Linked DNA regions of Homo sapiens: regions 1 and 2 are each linked to region 3. A link is a contact called in ENCODE Hi-C or POLR2A ChIA-PET data. All regions are on one chromosome and are shown on one strand. The core of a region is the stretch at or near the end of the contact, and the rest is flanking DNA. Distances in the headings are between cores, read along the strand shown.

Region 1 (4,392 bases), core at 1,095-3,594, 150 kb before region 3:
TACCCATAGGAGCTCACTTAATCCTTGAAACAACCTTTGTAGACAGCTACTATTGTTACTCACATTTTAAAGAAGGGGACACCGAGGCACAGAGAAGTTAGCAAACTTGCCTAAGGCCATATAGCTACTAAGTGATGAATCTGGATATTAAAACCCTGGTACTATGGCACCAGGATCCACATTCTTAAGTACTAAGCTTTGAGCCTCTCCTCAACTAGAAGTAGAAACTCCGCCCAGCGCAATGGCTCACACCTGTAATCCCAACACTTTGGGAGGCCGAAGTGGGTGGATCACCTGAGGTCAGGAGTTTGAGACCAGCCTGGCCAACATGGTGAAACCTCGTCTCTACTAAAAATACAAAAGTTAGCCAGGCGAGCGCCTGTAATCCCAGCTACTTGGGAGGCTGCGGCAAGAGAATCTCTTGAACTTGGGAGGTGGAGGTTGCAGTGAGCCGAGATCGTGCCACTGCTCTCCAGCCTGGGCGATAAGAGTGAAACTCCATCTCAAAAAAACAAAACAAAACAAAACAAAACAAACAAAAAAAACAGAAACTCATTCATTTCTATACCATCTAACTACTGATCCACTGGCATCTGAACCCATACTCTCTGCTCTTCTTTCTTGTTACTTTGGATAAAGTATCTCTGCTAGTATCAAAAGTCAACCTTTGCACTTGGGCTTGGGGTCTCAGTCTTTTCCTTTCTTTCTTTTTTTGTATTTTATTCCAGTGTTTTGCCAACACAAAAAGAGGTCTCAATCTTATGAAGGGCTTCACTGCTGCTATTCTCTCTTTTCTCTAGGATGTCCCCAGTTTTTCCCTCTCTTGAAAATCAGCAAAGTAATATTCTCTAGTGTCTTCGATCTAAATAATAATTTTAAAAAAGGACAAAGAAAGCCCTTCCCTTGACCACACCTCCGTTTCCAGCTAGTGCCTCATCTTTTAGTTTCCTTTTTAGCTCTTTCTCTTGATATTTGCACGGCTGGCCTTTTCTTATCCTCCATATCTAAGTTTAAAGCCACTTCCTAAGAGGCCTGCCCTATAACCACCCCCTATAAATTAGCTACCCACTGACTTCCTATTAAAATAATTTATTAAATTATTTGCAGTGTTAATCAGTATTGGATATTTTTCTTGTTTACTTGTTTAGTGTTTGCTTTCACCACAGAATTTAAGCTCTGAGAGAGCTTATTCACTGCTGTATTCCCAGGACCTCCAACAGTGCCTAGATATAGTAGGTGGTCAATAAATCCTTTGGTTTTTTTTTTTTTTTTTTTTTTTTTGTGTGAGAGAGAATTTGGCTCTGTCACCCAGGCTGGAGTGCAGTGATGCAATCTCGGCTCCGAGGTTCAAGTGATTCTTGTGCCTCAGCTAGGACTACAGGGTGCGCCACCACGCCCAGATAATTTTTGTATGTTTAGTAGAGATGGGCTTTTACCATGTTGGCCAGGCTGGTCTCGAACGCCTGATCTCAAGTGATCTGCCTGCCTCGGCCACCCAAAGTGCTGGGATAACAGGTGCGAGCCACCGCGCCCAGCCAATAAATGCTTAAATTGCCCCTGTAGGCTGTTAGTGATCTATCCCTACTTCTTTGACCTTATCTCCCACCACTTTCTCCCTGGCTCACTGCTCCACGCACACTGACCTCCTTGTTGATCCCTCAAGATGCCACGCTCACTCCTAACATTTGGTCTTTGCATTTGCTATTCCTTCGTCTTGGAAGGCTCTTCCACCAGGCTCCCTCCTTCGCTTTCTTCAGGTCTTTGCTTAAAAGTTACCTTTTCACTCAGGCCTTCCCTGTTTGGGAATTTAAAATAGCAGTCCCAGCGCTCTCTCCTTCCTTGCTTATGTTTTTCTCCATAGCATTTATGATTTTTTAATGTACGATATAATTTACTATTTATTTTACCATTCCCCTCACCTGTCATGAAGGCTCTGTTGTATCCCCAATGTCTAGAAGAATGCCTAGCACAAAACAGCGAATATTTATTAAATGAATGGATTTGTGGAATGAATGCATAAATGAATATCAGATATGAAATCTTTTGGAAGTGGAAGGTATCATGGCCAGTAAAATTATTTATTAATATGTTCATAATCTTTTTTCTTTACTCTAATCCCATGACAGATTATAAATAATCTTAATAGCAGTATTCACGTTTGCATTCTCGCATCCGTGGCATGGAGTCCTACACACAATAGGCGCCCTAAGAAAGCGTGTTTGACTTGATCGCTGGAGCATCTGCCGGCACCGCCCAGGACCCGCCCAGGACCCGCCCCGCCCCCTGCGGCCCCGCCCCCCGCATGCTGAATGCCATATAGGCGAGTGACGTCAGGCCGTTTGTTGTCATTGGCGGCTCCCAAGATGGCGTCCATCATGGAAGGGCCGCTGAGCAAATGGACTAACGTGATGAAGGGCTGGCAGTACCGTTGGTTCGTGCTGGACTACAATGCAGGACTGCTCTCCTACTACACGGTGAGTCCTTGGAGGGCACAGCTCCAGGCGCCTCGGGGCCGCGTTTCCTGGGTGGAGGTGGGGGACCGGGGTTTTAGGTGGCTGAGTTGAGGTTGCTAGTCTGGGGGTGCCGCCGTACGCGAGGGTTCCCTTGTTGGGGAGGGTTTTACGTCTCGGATAGCCAATGAGGGTGAGGGAGAGAGGGGCGCAGCCAATAAATAGAAACTAGCTGTCTGATTTATGGGTTGGGGGTGAGCCAAGTTTCTTTCTTAGGGTCCGCTATTAAGCGGTAGTGGGGTCCAGCATGGTTGTGAGCGGGTAAGGGTGATCGTAGTCATGGCTTAAAAGGTCCAGTCTTGCGGTTCATGCTGTCTTCATATGTTGTCATGGACTTTACACTGTCCCACCAAGGCCCTGTAGCCGGCCGCACCCCTTAGCTTCCCTCCAGGGATTGAAGAGCTCTGCTTCCTCGGAGGAGTGGCCAGAGGAGCCGGGACAGGTCCAAAAGTGACCAGCCCTCGGGCAACACCAGGGGGTCCGAAATCCCTCCAGTCGGTTCAGGTTGTGTGTCTCATTCAAGGGACGCACCCCTCTATTTAGCGGGAGGCGAGCTCAAACGACGCCTTAACTTTTGAGAGCCAAGGATTTCCTACACGCGAGACTCTTGTCAGCGAAGAGAGACAAGTGATAGTGCAGTGTCCCCTTACAGTTACATTCTGGGTTCAGGGCTTCACTGTTGTTAACATGAGTTGGTGGCCGTGGAAAAGTAGATGAATTGCTGTGAATCTTACGTGGTTGTGTGTGTGTGTGTGTGTGTGTGTGTGGTTTTTTTTTTGAGACGGAGTCTCGCCCTGTTGCCCAGGCTGGCGTGCAATGGCATCATCTCGGCTCACTGCAACTTCTGCCTCTCGGGTTCAAGCGATTCTCCTGCCTCTGGCCTCCCTAGTAGCTGGGATCACAGGCATGCGCCACCACACCCTGCTAATTCTTGTATTTTTAGTAGAGACGGGGTTTCACCATGTTGGCCAGGCTGGTCTTGAACTCCTGACCTCAGGTGATCCACCCGCCTCGGCCTCCCAAAGTACTGGGATTACAGACGTGAGCCACCGCGTCCGGCCTTGAATCTTATGTTTTGACTATCCCCTCCACCCTCATCGCATTCGATATGGAGAGTAGGTGGTATTAGGGAGATAACTTACTTAGAAAGGTACTTTCTCTGAATGGTGTATAGTTGACGATAGCCGATATGAGGGAAGAAAATACATAAGAGGACAAAATAGAATGCCCAGAAAGCTTTAGAAAATAATAGAAGACAGAAAGAAAAACATGATTATGGAAGAAGGATTAAGGTTGATGAGAGAAAGGGGACACTGAATTTATTTGTTCATTTAAAAAATATTATTGAGCTGCTATGTGCGTTTTCATGCCAGCAAGAATAGACAGTAAAAAAGACATTCACTGTTCCTCTTCTCTGGAGCTTATATACTAGCTTGGTGAGTCCTTTAATTCATTTCACTCCTAATAACTCTGCAAGGTGGTTATTCATTATCTCCATTTAATATCCCCAGTTACAGTTTTGAAATCTGAGGCTCCAGGCTTTTAAAGCAATTTGCTCAACATCACATAGCACTAAGTGATGGAATCAGGATGCCAAATTATTGACTTTTTCTACTAAACTTCGCTTTCACTACAGGAAGGAGAAAAGTGTAAGTTGTGAGTTACTAAAGGCAAGCTTGCAAGAGTAAAAGTATTACTTTCATCATCCTTCAACTATCAGCTTTCTTTCTCTACATAGTTTTTAAAGGGAAAAAGACTAAACCTTAATGAGTCTTAAACACATTGTTCAAGATTGTCTTTAGGTGGGCATGAAAGAGAGGCAACTGAATATTATGTCCTGAAAACTCTGGAATTATGAAACCCATGGCTTAGATAAAGGAAA
Region 2 (4,389 bases), core at 192-2,691, 230 kb before region 3:
AACAGGCAAGGGATTTTTGAATGCCAGGCTAATGCCTGGGCATTTTTTTTTCTTTTGTTTTTTCTTTTTTCTTTCTTTTTTTTTTTTTTTTTGCAGAGGAATAGATAATACTGAGGTTAGGGGTTAGAGGTTATTATTCTAAATAATTGATGCTGACTGGGCGCAGTGGCTCACACGTGTAATCCCAGCACTTTGGGAGGCCGAGGCAGGTGGATCATGAGGTCAGGAGTTCGAGACTAGCCTGACCAACATGGTGAAACCCCATCTCTACTAAAAATATAAAAACTAGCGGGGAGTGGTGGCACATGCTGTAGTCCCAGCTACTCAGGAGGCTGAGGCACAAGAATCACTTGAACCCGGGAGGAGGAGTTTGCAGTGAGCTGAGATCGTGCCACTGCACTCCAGCCTGGGCGATAGAGTGAGACTACATCTCAAAAAAAAAAAAATGCTCCCAGCTGTTTATCATGTTATGAAGTCATACTGGTTTTTTTGTTTTGAACAGTCTAGTAATTTTATTCTCCATCATGTCCTTAAGTCATATTAGGGAAGTTTTATGCTTTGGATTTTCTGATTGTCTTTTTAAGATCATCTCCCCTCTATGGCAATGATAATGTTGTTTCTTTCCAAATAATGTTCTGTCACATGCTCATTCACTTTTTTTTCCAAATGGCCTTCAACTTCATCCCCTGATGTTGGTAGGAAAGTCTAAGATCCCTCAGCAGTCTGAAGCTCCTCTCAGAAAGGGGTGAGGAGTGGGTTGGATAGGATCAGAACTATGCTGTCCAGGGCATTCAGACCCGTTGAAGTGGATAAGAATTAAAGGTGAACAGTCAGATCCTCCCAGGGAGAGGAAGCCACAAGAGACACAGCCTCACAACTGTGTTGTCACAGTGTTTTCAGAACTCAGTACCAATACCAGTGATGGGGCCACGCTTTTTGCAAGTGACGTTTATTATGTCATTTGAAAATATCAGAATCTCTCTCTTCACAGGCTAGCCAGATAAGTATTGAAACCATTAATTTCTCTACCATGTCACTGTGTCTTTGGGCAAGCCCCTTCTCTCCTCTGGACCCAGGGTCCTGCCTATAAAACGAAGGGGCTCTATTCATCCTCCTCTAGGATCCCTTTCAATTCTGACAGGCTCTAATTTTTCTGTTATCAGTTATTCTTTATTAAACTTACAGTATGTGCCAGCTTTTTTCAAGATGTGAGACCCTCTCACCCTCTTACTCCTCAACCCCCTGTTATAACTTATCTTGGGCTTTTCTTGTTTAAAACATTTGGAAAAAGTGGTGTGTTCACGGGACCTTTATTTGCCCTAAGACATTTGAGGGTAAATCATGTGAAGGCCTTTGTTTTCTTCCAGCAGCCAAAACAATAAAACCACCAAATTGCGTGCAGCATCATTTTCTACTGCCCTCAAGTGGTGGTGGCCCAAATGTCTTTTCCTGGTTGCAGTTTAAGGAATAAAACATGTTTTCAGAAGAACTCTAGGCATCTAGGAGAGGGTAGGAGAGTCATAGAGTCACAAAGGGCCTGAGGTGGAAAGGCCCTTACAGGATGTCTGATCTAAGCCCCTCGTCTTGAAAGGGAGAGACTGAAGTCCACCTTGGTTCTCTGATCAGTGAACAAACCTAGTTTCTTCTGTCTTTAAAGAGCTATCTTATGACCCTGACTCTATTTTTGGCTCCATTTCTCTGCTCCCATTCACAGTGAAATTTTCTAAAGAGTTATCTCCATACTGTTTCTATTTCTTCATCTATGCTTTATTATTATTATTACTTTTTATTTTTTTTTAAAAACAAAATAATAATCTCACTCTGTCGCCCAGGCTGGAGTGCATTGGGCTGATGTTGGCTCATTTCAGCCTCTGCCTATGGGTTCAAGTGATTCTCCTGCCTCAGCCTCCCAAGTAGCTGGGACTATAGGAGGATGCCACCACACCTGGCTAATTTTTATATTTTTAGTAGAGACAGAGTTTCACCATGTTGGCCAGGCTGGTCTCGAACTCTTGACCTCAAATGTTAACCCCCCACCCCGCCGCCCTTGTCTACCAAAGTGCTGGGATTACAGGCATGAACCACCGTGCCCACCTTTACACTTTATTTTTTAACTTTTTACTTTGAAATAATCTCAAACTTGCAGAAGAGCTGCAGAAATATTACAAAGAATTCCCAGATGCCCCAGAAGTTCTCATGTGTGGGCATATGCCTACATGCATATACATGGATATGTATATTTTTTCCTGAGCCATTTGAATTGCAGTAGTTACCCCTAATACCTTAAATATTTCAATGTGTATTTTCTGAGAAAAGGACATTCTCTTATATACCTACATACCCACTCAGTATGACAATCAAATCCAGAAATTTTAAATTGACATAGTGCTTATATACAGTCCATACTCAAATTTCACTAATTGGCCTGATAATGTCCTATATAGCAGTATTTTCCCCCATCAGGTTCTGATCCAGTGCCTGATCCAGGTAATGCATTATACTTAACTGTCATGACTTTTAAAAAGGTTTTTTTTCTTTTAATTATTATTTTTTAGAAACAGGATCGCGCTCTGTCACCCAGGCTGGAGGGCAGTGGTTCAATTACAGCTCACTTACAACCTTGAATTCCTGGGCTCAAGCGATCCTCCCACCCCTGCTTCCAGACTAGCTAGCTAGTACCGCAGGCACGCACCACTATGCCTGGCTAATTTTTTAAAAAATTATTTTTGTAGAGGTGGGGTCTCGTTATGTTGCCCAGACTGGCCTATAATTCTCAGCCTCAAAGTGATCTTCCTGTCTCTGCTTCCCAAAGTGCTGGAATTTCAGGTGTGAGCCACCACACCTAGCCTGTTATAACTCTTTAGTGTCCTTTAATCTAGAATAGTTCCCCAGTCTTTCACTATTATTCACGATATTCACATTTTTAAAGAGTACTGGCCAGGTGTTCTGTAGTGTCTCCCCCTGTTTGGCTTTGTCTCATGTTTTCTCATGAAGGGATTTACATATTTTTCCAGGAAGAAATCCTAGTTATATGATGTTGTGTCCTTCTCAGTGCATCATATGGGGAGAAACGTGGTGTCACTTGGTCCCATTATTGATGGTGTTCACTTTGATCAGCGGATTAAGGTGGTATCTACCAGATTTCTTCACTGTAGAGTATTTTTTCCTGTGTAAGTAATGGTAATCTGTAGAGAGGGACTTTGAAACTATGTAAATATCCTGTTCCTCTTCAAACTTTTGCCCAATGGTTTCAACACTCATTGATAATTCTTGTCTGAATCAATTACTGTGATAGTTGCAAACTGGTGATTTTCTACTTCTATCATTCCATCTACATTTTTTAGTTGGCATTCTACTGTAAGCAAGAAGGTTTCCTTCTCTCTAATTATTATCATGAGTATAAACTAATGTATTCTTAATTTATTTAATGAGTTATAAACATTACCCTTATTATTTTTTAAATGTTCAACTTGTCCCAGGTTTGGCCAATGAGAGCCTCTTCAAACTAGCTCCTGTGTCCTTTTGACATGTCTTCATCACTTTTTTTTAACACCTCCTTGCTTTCTGGCATAATAAGATGTTCCAGGCTTATCTTGTACTTTCACTGCCTAGTCCTGAAAATCAGCCATTTCTCCAAAGAGCTACTCTTTAGTGGGGAATGGTATTTAGAAACCAAGATTTGGGCATCAGATGTGCTCATTCCTATTGGAGTGTAATTGCTTCTAGGCCATTTTAGTAAACAGAGCCAAAGGGGAAAAATAGTAACCTAATTTTGTTTAATTATTATTATAATTATTTTTAACAGAGACAGGGTCTCACTCTGTTGCCCAGACTGGAGTGCAGTGATGCTATCATAGCTCACTGCAGATATGAACTCCTGAGATCACCTCAGCCCCTGGAATAGGCTAGGACTACACGCCACTACACTCAGCTAATATTTTTAAATTCTTTATAGAGATGGGGTCTCACTATGTTGCCCAGGCTGGTCTCAATCTCCTGGCCTCAAGTGAACCTCCTACTTTGGCCTCCCAAAGTGCTGGGATTACAAGCATGAGCCACTGCACCCAGCTCTGGTCAACCATTTTAAATTAATAATTCATTACTGATACTTTAATTCCAATTTAACACCACAGGGTTCTTTCTCCTATTCCTTATTTGCATCTCCCTTTTCCCACAGTAAGAACTCTGGCTCTCAACAACATCAATGTCTTTATTCATTTGTTTAAAATTATGATATAGGCTGGGCATGGTGGCTCATGCCTGTAATCTCAGCACTTTGGGAGGCCAAGACGGGCAAATCACTTGAGGTCAGGAGTTCGAGGCCAGCCTGGCCAACATGGCGAAACCCCATCTCTACTAAAAAATACAAAATTTAGCCGGGCATGGTAG
Region 3 (4,424 bases), core at 529-3,028:
AAAAAAAAAAAAGAAGTAGAATTACTGATTTACTTTCATTTTACTTGTGTTTGTTGTAGATGTATTAATAGCTTAGTTTTTGTTGGGAATTACTTCTAATTCTGCTTTCTCAGGGGACTGTTACTATACTGTTACTATAGCTAGGGTTTTTGCTTTTTAACACAGTACAAATTTGGAAATAATTAAATGTAAATTTGCAAGCCAATTACCTTCAGCCAGTCCTATGTGGTCTAGGTGAATATATATAGTTAAGACGTGGAAGGGAGGTTTAAATCTACAACTAAAGAAGGCCAGTGTAGCAGAAAGGGCTTAGTTTAGCATATTGGTTTCTTTTTTTCATTTTGAATGTTAAAACATAAACTATTGAGAAACCATTGTTAGCAGTTTGCCAATAGAAATTTAATTTTGGAAAAAAAGTTTTTATAATAATGGGGTTAAAAGAAAATAAGCATTTGGAAGAAAATTCGAAAATGAAAGGTTATTATTAATTTTTGAAGGGTTCAGTCATTATTTTATTTAAAAGAGAATTAAAGACCGTCTTTTTTTTTTTTTTTTTTTTTTTTTTTGAGACACAGTCTTTGTCGCCCAGGCTGGAGTGCAGTGGCGCCATCTTGGCTCACTGCAAGCTCCGCCTCCCGGGTTCACGCCATTTTCCTGCCTCAGCCTCCCGAGTAGCTGGGACTACAGGCGCCCGCCACCACGCCTGGCTAGTTTTTTGTATTTTTAGTAGAGACGGGGTTTCACCGTGTTAGCCAGGATGGTCTCGATCTCCTGACCTCATGATCAGCCCGCCTCGGCCTCCCAAAGTGCTGGGATTACAGGCATGAGCCACCGCGCCCAGCCTTTTTTGAGACGGAGTTTTGCTCTTGTTGCCCAGGCTGGAGTGCAATGGTGCAATCTCGGCCTCCTGGGTTCAAGCAATTCTCCTGCCTCAGCCTCCTGAATAGCTGGGATTACAGGTGCCCACCACCATGCCCAGCTAATTTTTGTACTTTTAGTAGAGGAGGGGTTTTGCCATGTTGGCCAGGCTGGTGTCGAACTCCTGACCTCAGGCTGTCCGCCTGCCTCGGCCTCCCAAAGTGCTGGGATCACAGGCATGAGCCACTGCACCTGGCCTAAAGACAATACATTAGCTATTGTTCTAAAAAAGTGCAATTGAATGTCACTTGCTAGTAAATCACTCATGTATCCATCCTTTAAAAGCATATGACTGTATTCAGTAAAAGCTTGATAATATGTGGTTAGCTCTTGGTAACATCACTGATAGACACTCTCTGGCTCCGTTTTGAGGGATTCTCCCAAAATTTCTATGAAATCGAAACATTTAAAACACCTGTTGTACCTGTAATAGGCAGGTCTACAAAGTCATGCACAGGCTCATGGGCTTCTTCTATTCCTGCTGTTAAGGTTCCTTCTATGCTCTCCCAGTACCCTGTCCCATAATAAACACACAGTTCATGAACATCTCTTTGAAAGGGTCCAGAGTTAAGTTTTTATGTCCAACTAACCCACTCTGTGTTCCTTTTCTCCCTCAATTTCACTCTTCCTTGTTTGTATATTCTAATCTAGAAGCCCAAACCAGTAAGGACTGCAGATGTTTTATTTGGGCAGCACAGTGTTCTGTTGACTTGTTTTTTGTTTTGTTTTAACAAGGCTTTAGATTCTTTCAGGTTGGGTATGCTGACTCCCCAGTTCCATATATATCTTATGTCTTGGTCCTATCCACATATTCTCTGCCTGGCATCTGTAGCTATTTGAGCTTGTGACACCTGCTGGTCATCAGCTGCTACTGCTGATTTTCTAACTGAGGTCAAATTTCTTTTTACTATTTTTTGTTTTTCTCTTTCTGAAGGAAGAGAACTTGAAAGCTTAAGTCCTTTCACTGTTCTTTTTCTAAAGACCTATACTAATGATAGCTTCTGTGTAACTATGGCACTGAGCACTGTAGTTTACACATTTATAAATTAGATAAAAGTACATGTTGGAAAGAACTTGTACTTTGGAGCCAGACGTGTTTGAAATGGCTCCACTACTCACCAGCTGTATGACTTCAGACCAGTCATTGAACCTCCGAGCGTCTGTGTATTATGAGCGTCATTGTGTTTTCCTTAGGGTTGTAATGTAGATATAGACATACCGTGTATGGTGCATACAAGGTACTCGATAAATTATTATTATAATTCATAGCTTTAAATTGTTTTTGCATACTTTATGATTTTATGCCTAAATTCTAGACAACTTAGCCCATTGCAGATAAAACTTTCCTGTATACATAGGTGTTGTTTTTAACTGTTTTCTTTATATCATTTGTTCTGAACAAGGTAAATTATGAAATGGCTGAAAATTTATCCCATTTTTTTTCAATTTACAGTCTTACTGAGTATTTCACTTGGCTCAGACATGGTTTCTAATCATGGGTAAGGAGAAAAAACACAGCATAAATAGGACCTTTGAAATTACATCTAAAATAAGATTCATATGTTATAGGATTTGGGGTTTTTAGGTCAATTGATTTAAAAGATTGACTCTATTTTGAGATACATCACAGAGGCACAAAGCATTTTAAAGGTAACTTTCATGCTTTTTTTTGAGACAGAGGGTCTCACTCTATCACTCAGGCTAGAGTGCAGTGGCACGAACACAGCTCACTATAGCCTCAACCTCATGGGCTCAAGTGATCCTCCCACCTCAGCCGCCCCAGTAGCTGGAACCACAGGCACACACCACCATGCCCAGCTAATTTTTTTTTTTTTTTTGAGACAGAATCTCACTCTGTCGCCCAAACTGGAGCTGGAGTGCAGAGGTGCGATGTCGGCTTATTGCAACCTCCACCTCCCAGGTTCAAACGATTCTCATGTCTCAGTCTCCAAAGTAGCTGGGACTACAGGCGCATGCCACCACGCTCGGCTAACTTTTTGTATTTTTAGTAGAGATGGGGCTTCACCATGTTAACCAGGCTGGTCTTGAACTCCTCACCTCAAGTGATCTGCCCACCTTGGCTTTACAAAGTGCTGGGATTACAAGCCTGAGCCACCATGCCCAGCCTAATTTTTTATTTTTTGTAGAGATGGGGTCTCACCATGTTACCCAGGCTAGACTCAAACTCCTGGGCTCAAGTGATCCTCTTGCCTTGGCCTCCCAAAGTGTTGGAATTACAGGCGTGAGCCATCATGCCTGGCCCCAGTTCTGTCATTTAATGATCATTTGATTTCTCTTACCTGTATCTTTTAGACATATTTTCCATTGCCTCTCAAAACTGGTGAGGTGGACATTAGTTATAATACCTTGTGATATATACTACTAAATAATCAAAGAAGTAATACTTAGTTACTCAAGAAATTTTGAAAAATAGGTAAGTAACCAGGGCAAACTAGAATAACATAATATATTCTAATTTTAGAATATCCTAATATTCTAGTGTTCTAATACAGGCAGAGCCCAGAGGATTTTTACAGCAGTGAAACTATTCTGTATGATACAATGGTGGATACATGTTGTCATATATTTATCAAAACCGATAGAACAGGCAACTCCAAGAGTGAACCCTAATATAAACTGTAGACTTTGAGTGATAATGATGTGTCAATGTAGGCTCATTGGTTGTAAGAAATATACCTCTCTGGTATGGGATGTTGATCATGAGGGAGGTTTGCAGGTGTGGAGACAGGGAATGTATGCATGCTGTCTATATTTTCTGTTCAGTTTTGCCATGAACCTAAAACTGCTCTAAAAATAAAGTTTATTAATTTAAAAAAATTAAAAGAAGTTAAGTAACAAGGGCAAATTATGATTAGATTAGAATACATGTTTTCGCACGTGTAGAGTTGTAATAAGACTCATGTGTACTGTTTTATAAATATCTAAAGCGTGAGAAATTTGATTTCAATTTTTACATTTAATAAGTAAATTGTGTGCCTTTTTTATTTTTCCTTTATTTATATACAAATACCAACTGGGTGTGGTGGCTCACACCTGTAAACCCAGTGACTTGGGTGGCTGAGGTGGGAGGATCACTTGAGGCCAGGAGTTCGAGTCCATCCTGGGCAACATAAGGAGACCTTGTCTCTTAAGAAAAATATAAATATACGTGCGTGTGCGCGCACACACACACACTTCCATCGGTAAATTATGATCACAGGTATGATAATCTATTAATAATAGAATAATCTTTCTTTAGACCTGTTAACTGGCTCATAAAAGCCAGTTAGCATGAATTTACTTGCATAAATAAGATGTTTTTTTATTTTATAATTTCAAGTACAGTTTTTTAATGATTAGGAAGAGTGTTAATACCAATGTGGGCTTTTATTAAAGGATCTCAAACATAAAGACAAGACATGTTTCTGAGACTTGCCGTTTCTGGAATTGTTGCCAAGAATTGTGACATATTTAGATTTATACCCAGTAACAAAATCATAAAAGGA

Evidence for each region. Hi-C counts contacts between places; a loop is a spot of excess contacts on that map. ChIA-PET counts read pairs that join two places held with the same protein, here RNA polymerase II (POLR2A). Pooled maps may share reads with other maps.
Region 1: a loop to region 3 is called in a map of CD8-positive, alpha-beta T cell, with 12 times the contacts of the local background. The contact joins the promoter of OSBPL9 here to the enhancer-like site in region 3. A Hi-C loop is called at or near these places in 74 of 168 maps with a recorded cell type or tissue (A673, B cell, CD14-positive monocyte and 43 more), 37 of 37 single-sample maps with no recorded cell type and 45 of 50 pooled maps. POLR2A ChIA-PET finds 5 or more read pairs at or near these places in 12 of 52 experiments (A673, AG04450, GM12878 and 9 more).
Region 2: a loop to region 3 is called in a map of naive thymus-derived CD4-positive, alpha-beta T cell, with 2.0 times the contacts of the local background. The contact joins two enhancer-like sites. A Hi-C loop is called at or near these places in 2 of 168 maps with a recorded cell type or tissue (naive thymus-derived CD4-positive, alpha-beta T cell and sigmoid colon), 2 of 37 single-sample maps with no recorded cell type and 8 of 50 pooled maps. POLR2A ChIA-PET finds 5 or more read pairs at or near these places in 3 of 52 experiments (H1, activated CD4-positive, alpha-beta T cell and naive thymus-derived CD4-positive, alpha-beta T cell).

Annotation. Positions count from the first base shown.
Region 1 is chr1:51,614,748-51,619,139 of GRCh38, forward strand. It overlaps OSBPL9 (oxysterol binding protein like 9), which reads left to right and starts at 2,345. Exons shown (of 24, transcript NM_024586.6): 1 at 2,345-2,474. The coding sequence starts at 2,364. It overlaps LOC105378719 (a long non-coding RNA gene), which reads right to left. Exons shown (of 3, transcript XR_947339.4): 2 at 1,920-1,963. RefSeq lists enhancers at 2,042-2,950, 2,951-3,858.
Region 2 is chr1:51,533,771-51,538,159 of GRCh38, forward strand. All of the region lies in intron 1 of EPS15-AS1 (EPS15 antisense RNA 1), which reads left to right. It also overlaps a transcript of OSBPL9 not described here. Among named protein-coding and RNA genes, the nearest start is that of EPS15, 17 kb to the left of the region's middle. Within about 2 kb of position 1,442, at least 6 of the 41 ENCODE cell types and tissues checked have a DNase peak (open chromatin) inside an H3K27ac peak, as active enhancers do.
Region 3 is chr1:51,767,398-51,771,821 of GRCh38, forward strand. All of the region lies in intron 12 of OSBPL9 (oxysterol binding protein like 9), which reads left to right. Among named protein-coding and RNA genes, the nearest start is that of MIR761, 67 kb to the right of the region's middle. Within about 2 kb of position 1,779, at least 3 of the 41 ENCODE cell types and tissues checked have a DNase peak (open chromatin) inside an H3K27ac peak, as active enhancers do; they include gastrocnemius medialis, where a contact is called at or near this core.